Regions from separate parts of the Mus musculus genome. Here region 2 is linked to region 1. The links are chromatin loops, found by intact Hi-C in ENCODE. Cell type or tissue: left cerebral cortex. All regions are shown on one strand. Links, peaks and the distances in the headings refer to the core of each region. The heading gives the core; the rest is flanking DNA.

Region 1 (3,166 bases), core at 339-2,838:
CTTAACACAACATTAGGCATTATTTGAATCCTGTGCCTTTTATCAAATTGAAAAGATAGTCTCCTGCAGGAACAGTTTAGGTTAGGTATGGACTTCAGAAAAGAGCAAGTTTCATATCTTGATCCCTATATATATATCCCAATGTTTGTGCTAAAGTCCTTTTAATCTAATATATTATTGTCATAATGTATATAAGATACTTTTTGTATTTGCTTAAGCTGCCAGCTTTGCCCAATAGAGTTTGATCTATAACTTTTTAAAAATTTACTAAACAAGTTACTTGAATTTGCTATTTGTTTTAATGAACAAGATGTATTTTTATTCAGTCTTTTTTTTTGTCATAGCAGTAAAATACAAAGGATAAATAAGGTTGGCATGGGACTCCTTTTCCCGTGTTTAGTAAACTATATCCATACCTGCTATCCTAATGGCCTTGTAAGTGTAAGTTTCTTAAACCTCTTCATTCTACATCCTGCTCCCTACTCTAACTATATACATGGTTTTTCTTTTGTTTATTGTCCTTAATGCTTTTTTTTAAAAGACCATTTATTTGCTGCTTGATATTATGTATTCCTTTCCAAATAAAACGGATACCCCCATTGAATCTTTCCCAACTGCCTTTGCTATTTCTTGGGGCCAAGTTAAGCTAGTTCAAGGATTTTGGCTGCTAGATCATAATGACTATGAGGTAAGTAACTCACTTGGAATATACGCTTTTGTAGATTATTATACTAGAACGTGTATAACTACGTTAATTTTGACATAGGATACTGTCTTTTTTCTAGAAGTAATGAAAAGCTCACTTTAACTGGTGTTCTCGCCTAAACAGCAAGAACACAGTTCATAAACTCAGGTTCCTGCTGTCTAAAGAATGGGTCATTCAGGTGCAGCACTGACTGTGCTAAAAGATTTGTTTGGGTTCTGGTGTGAGCCAGAGAAGACAAAACTAGTTAATGGGCATGAAATTGGTGTAAGAAGTATTCTATATAAGGAGGCCTCAAAGATGATATTTCTGATAAACCTTGGGTCTTTGACCTCTACCATTAGATACTTTTATATTTACACTTATCTAATTTTTACTTTAGTGATTTCTTAATACTATTTGCCTTTTAAGAACCACAACCTTGTCTAAATACTAAAGACTGTATTTATAGTTAACACTTCATTGTTTTGCAGAATGGTTTAGACCTTCTGTTTCACCCAGTTACTGCAAAGCCTGCATCGTGGCAACATTCAAAGATAATTGAAGCTTTTATGAGTCAGGGAGAGCACAAACAGGCTCTCCGGTATCTTCAGACAATGAAGCCAACAGTGTCCAGTAGCAATGAAGTTATCCTTCACCTCACTGTTCTACTTTTTAATAGGTAAGTACATCTTAAAAATAGAAGCTCTTGGCCATACATTAAAAAGTGGAATTGATGGAATAGATAGTAAAAAAAAATATGTAATCAGGTGATGGATATATGAGACCCTGTCTCAAGAAAACAAAATACATAATTTTACATTGGTCTCATTATCTTATAAGACAAATACATGGTGCCTTTCACCAAGTAAACAGTGTGTGCTTGGCTGAGACATGACTACTTACTATCTGCTGCTATTAACGACATGGCTTGTCTCTTCCATGGACAGATTAGGTCAGGTATGGACTTAAGAGCAAGTTTCATATCTTAATGCTTAAACCAGATTTGAGCAAATACTATTTTTCGCTAGAGACCTTTTGTTTTTATTTGTATATTTGTGTATTTGTGCTTTATATGTTGTAAGTATGTGTACATACCACGTGTGCACAGCATCAAGTGCCTTCCTCTATTGCTGTATACTGAATATTCCATAGATTGGACATGCTGGGATTCATTTCCAGCAAGCCATCACCACCATCATCAATCATTGGCTATGTAAGTGCAGAATAAAGAGTAACTCGATGTTGTTAAAAGTTGGAGAACATTACACCAGTGAAGATGATTGCTTTTTTAAAGTTCAAGGCAAGTCCTGTAGTAAGCACATAATTACTTAATTTTCCCCATATACCTGCATCTCTAATCCAAGTGTTTATTCTCAGTGTCCTTGAACCATAGTTATATTTGGGGAATCTGAACTTAAATGTAAAAGGTTAGGCCACAGAGCAATCTTTCTGGCATTCAAGGATTGGTGATCGGATAATCATAATTACAAATAGCTGATAGTTGAAAATGTTTCAGTATTTCAAACATACAAAAAATAACCTCTTCTCTGAGACTATGCTATGTGATTGGGGTAATCCTGTGGCTTTTTAACTACTTAATGATACTGCTTAGTAATTATGCTAAATCCTTAAAAATAGTACTGGGACCAACCAGGTAGCTCAAGCCAGCAAAAGTGTCTGTCGTGCATGCCTGATGAACCTAAACACACAGAGGCAGGAAGGTGACTTCAGAGTCTGGACCTCCACATCACGTGGACACGTGTCATATACGCACATGTTCACAGAGCAATAGGGAGATGTGGTCCAGCAGCCTTCTACCAGGGCATAGTTTTTAAGAGGATAATCTTTGGACGAGGATAGATTTTAACTTTATAAACAGTACCACCTTCTCTTGCATATTTGACATTCCAGCATTTGAGAAGATAAGCTAATTACTTTCTAAACTGTAGTTTGTCCTTTTCATGAGGTTAGTGCCCACCTTGCAATATTGTGATTGTTAAGTGCACAGATGCCATTATAGCTGTTGAGAAAGTTGTAATTTATTAGCAGATGGTGGTAGTGATTGATAGCCATTGTATCGTTCATTAAACCTCATAGCTTGATTCCTGACTCTGACCCCTTCTTTATCTAAGATGTGTAGTTTTCCCAGTTTTGTGGTGGGTGCACAATAGTTAGGAAACTGTTAGTATTGTGGTTGCCTGATTTAATTTTTTCTTACAAATACAAGAGAAATGAAAAGCCTTATGTGCAGCTATTAGCTATTATTTCCTTTCTTTTCCTCTTTCTACACTCAGTAAATTGATTCTCCAATACTCTGTAGCTCAAGTTGAACGACTTCTAACTTCTTCCTTCATGAATATAAAAGTGTAAATCAACATCTTCTGCATTACCTAAGCTTGCCATTGAGGGTTTTCCCCCTGTTCTTTAAAAGTCGTAATTTATAGTAGAGAGTTTAAGTTTTTGATATGTTGTTAGTTTTGT
Region 2 (3,166 bases), core at 357-2,856, 86 kb after region 1:
ACTCCTAGTGACCCTCTAGGAAAATTTTTGCTTCCTGTCCCCATAACTCTAGGTTCTGCTGGCTTAGAAGTTTTGGCTCCAGAGAGGGGAGTGCTCCTACCAGGAGCTACAACAAACATTTCATTGAACTGGAAGCTCAGACTTCCCCCTGGTCATTTTGGGCTTCTAATGCCCTTAAACCAACAGGCTAAAAAAGGAATAACAGTGTTAGGAGGGGTGATAGATCCAGATTACCATGGGGAAATTGGATTACCTCTTCACAATGGTGGTAAGCAAGATTATGTCTGGAGTGCAGGAGATCCCTTAGGGCGTCTCTTAGTACTACCATGTCCTGTGATTAAAGTCAATGGGAAACTACAACAGCCTAATCCAAGCAGGATGACAAAGGACGCAGACCCATCAGGAATGAAGGTATGGGTCAATCCTCCAGGAAAAGAGCCAAGACCTGCTGAGGTGCTGGCTGAAGGTGAAGGAAATACAGAATGGGTAGTAGAGGAAGGTAGTTATAAATACCAATTAAGGCCACGTAACCAGTTGCAGAAACGAGGATTATAAAGTAATATGAATGCCCATTGTAAATTTACTAATGCGTTTGCGATTGTACGAGGGATAGTTATATCATGTTAGGCGTATTTACAACCTTGTTATTGTTTCATGTGAACATGAGATATTATTTGTGTCAAGTTGACAAGGGGTGGATTGTAGTGGCTATTCCTGGTTGTCAACTTGACAATATTTGGAATGAACTACAATTCGGAATTGGAAGGCTCACCAGTGACCCTTATCTGGAGGCTTGGAGATCCTTATCTGGATCTTGGTTTGAAGATCTTGAGCCATAGTGGCTATGGATTCCAGAAGATTGAATCTCCGAGTTAAGGAACACACCTTTAATCTGGGCTATGCCTTTCATCTGGGATTAAAGGTGTGGTGGAACACACCTTTAATCTGGGCTACACCTTTTGCTGGAGACAATATAAGGACATTGGAAGAAGGGAGTCTAGCTCGAGCTCTTGCTCCTTCGCCTGCTTGCTGCGTGAGACTGAGTAACTGCTAGATCCTTGGACTTCCATTCACAGCTGCGACTGAACAATTGTTGGGAATTGGGCTGCCGACTGTAAGTCATCAATAAATTCCTTTATTATCTAGAGACTATCCATAAGTTCTGTGACTCTAGAGAACCCTGACTAATACAGTCCCTAATCAGCAGGAAGTCTAACAGTAACGTTGCCCCCTTTCCAACCCCTGACCTTATTCAGGGACCTCTCTCCTTTCCTCTGTTTCTCTCTCATATCTAGTGTTAGGGGGTTGAAAGGAGAGAAGAAAAGGGGTGAAGAAGGGTCTAAGAGAGAAGAATGCATGCAGTAGCAAACAGTGGCTACAGCAGTCCTTGCACCAAAGCTCCTCCAAAATCCGAATGGAGAATGATCCTGGGATCAAGCAGTCCCATTACTGTGCGCATGCTCAAAGAATGGAAATCAGTATGCTGGAGGCTAGCCACACTCCACGGTCTTTTACAGCACTGTTCCAAGCTAAGAAAAGGCTTAAGTGTTTGCCAATCTCCACGTTAAGAAAAACACGAATTACTGGGCAGTGGTGGAGCATGTCTTTAATCCCAGCACTCGGGAGGCAGAGGCAGGTGGATCTCTGAGTTGGAGGCCAGCCTGGTCTACAGAGTGAGTTCCAGGACAGCCAGGGCTACACAGAGAAACCCTGTCTGGAAAAACCAAAATGAAAAAAATAAAATAAAATAAAGAAAAACAGTAGCTTAACTAAATTGGCGTGGCACCAAATTGCCTTCTAAATATCCCCACTTCCACTTTTATGCAAATGACACTCTCAGTCATAATCAGGGCCGCTTTTGTTTGCAATGGGCTGTGAGTGCAGAGAATCATGGCTGGTCAAGGTACCAAAGATACGTGACGACTGCATGCTCACTCCTAACTAGAACATCTATGGCAACTGCCCCTAAAGCTCAGGAATGTGTGGAAGAGGGAGATGACAGTGGATGATTTCTTCTGGGCATGATGCAGCAGCCATTGCAACCATGATCACGACAGCTGTGGCTGGGCCTGTCTGCTGTCCATCACAGGCTGGGGAGGGGCTCACTGGGCCCTGCCTCTCCTTGCTGAACTATTGACTAATGAAGGAATTGGGGGCCAGGTATTGTTCAGTCGTAGGCTCACTGATAAACCCGCTGGCCTCTAATGGATAGCTCCACACCCATGGGTGCCCAGAGGCCATGGTTAAACTCAGTGGGTCACAGAACAAAACAAAGTCATGAGTGTGGGAAGTGACTGGTAGAACTGGCAGGGATAAAGGGTGACGAAAAGAGGGAGGAGTGGGAGCAATTGGGGTGCATTGTACACATGCAGAAGACTGTCAAAGAACAACGTAATAGAAGCTGTCTGTAAAGGCAGCGAATTCTAACTTGTGATAGCAGGGAAACTTAGAGCCCACTGTGCTGAGTGACGAATCAAGCTACAGAGACAGATATCATATAATCTCCTAGCTACAAAAATAGCTGGCAGGACTGGCAAGACGTGTGCACCAGGAGCTTGAGGGAGGTGGTGAAATGTGAGGAGTCCTTTGTCGGTGATACAAGTCACAAGGAGTATGGCTGTGTGTTCTGTCCCAGGCTAACCATGGTCAGCAGTGATGGAAATGAGAGGATAGTAAATGTTCTCACCACAAAGAAACGATAGTTCCAGGTGGTAGATGTTATTACTTTGTTCATTCTATATGTGCATGTATTTAAACACCTTTTGTTGTTGATCCCAGACAGGGTCTAACTATATAGCTCCGACTGTCCTGGAACTATGCAGACCAAGTGTTTCCATTAAAGGTGTGGACCACTATGCTTGGCTAAATACCATTTTTAAAAATTGATTTTTATGTGTGCATGTATCTGAATGTATGTATTTGTACCACCTGTGTGCAGGGTTGCTGACTAGAAGAAGGCATCAGGTTCCTTGGAGTCACCAACTGTGAGCCACCTGTGGGTCCTGGCAATCAAACCTGAGTCCTCTGCAAGAGCAGCTGGTGCTCCTGGCTGCTGAGCCACCTCCACAGCCCCTGTGATACTCATTTTGAACCTCATAAATATATACTATTACTGGCCAATTAGAAAATTAAATAGAGCCGGGCGGTGGTGGTGCACACCTTTAAC

Evidence for each region. A loop is a pair of places that touch in the nucleus more often than their neighbours do. Peaks named below come from ENCODE experiments on the same cell type or tissue, not always from the same donor. Only the 100,000 strongest peaks of a DNase experiment are listed, where the experiment ranks them.
Region 2: it touches region 1 in a loop (2.1-fold over the local background); 1 of 42 quality-filtered maps calls a loop at or near these places.

Annotation. Positions count from the first base shown.
Region 1 is chr1:179,773,530-179,776,695 of GRCm38, reverse strand. Ahctf1 (AT hook containing transcription factor 1) reads left to right here. Exons shown (of 36, transcript NM_026375.2): 20 at 542-688; 21 at 1,177-1,364. Among named protein-coding and RNA genes, the nearest start is that of Ahctf1, 29 kb to the left of the region's middle. In left cerebral cortex, for the core only: no CTCF peak of the experiment used is centred there; no DNase peak of the experiment used is centred there.
Region 2 is chr1:179,688,004-179,691,169 of GRCm38, reverse strand. No RefSeq gene overlaps it. Among named protein-coding and RNA genes, the nearest start is that of Sccpdh, 21 kb to the right of the region's middle. In left cerebral cortex, for the core only: no CTCF peak of the experiment used is centred there; a DNase peak (open chromatin) is centred at 1,511.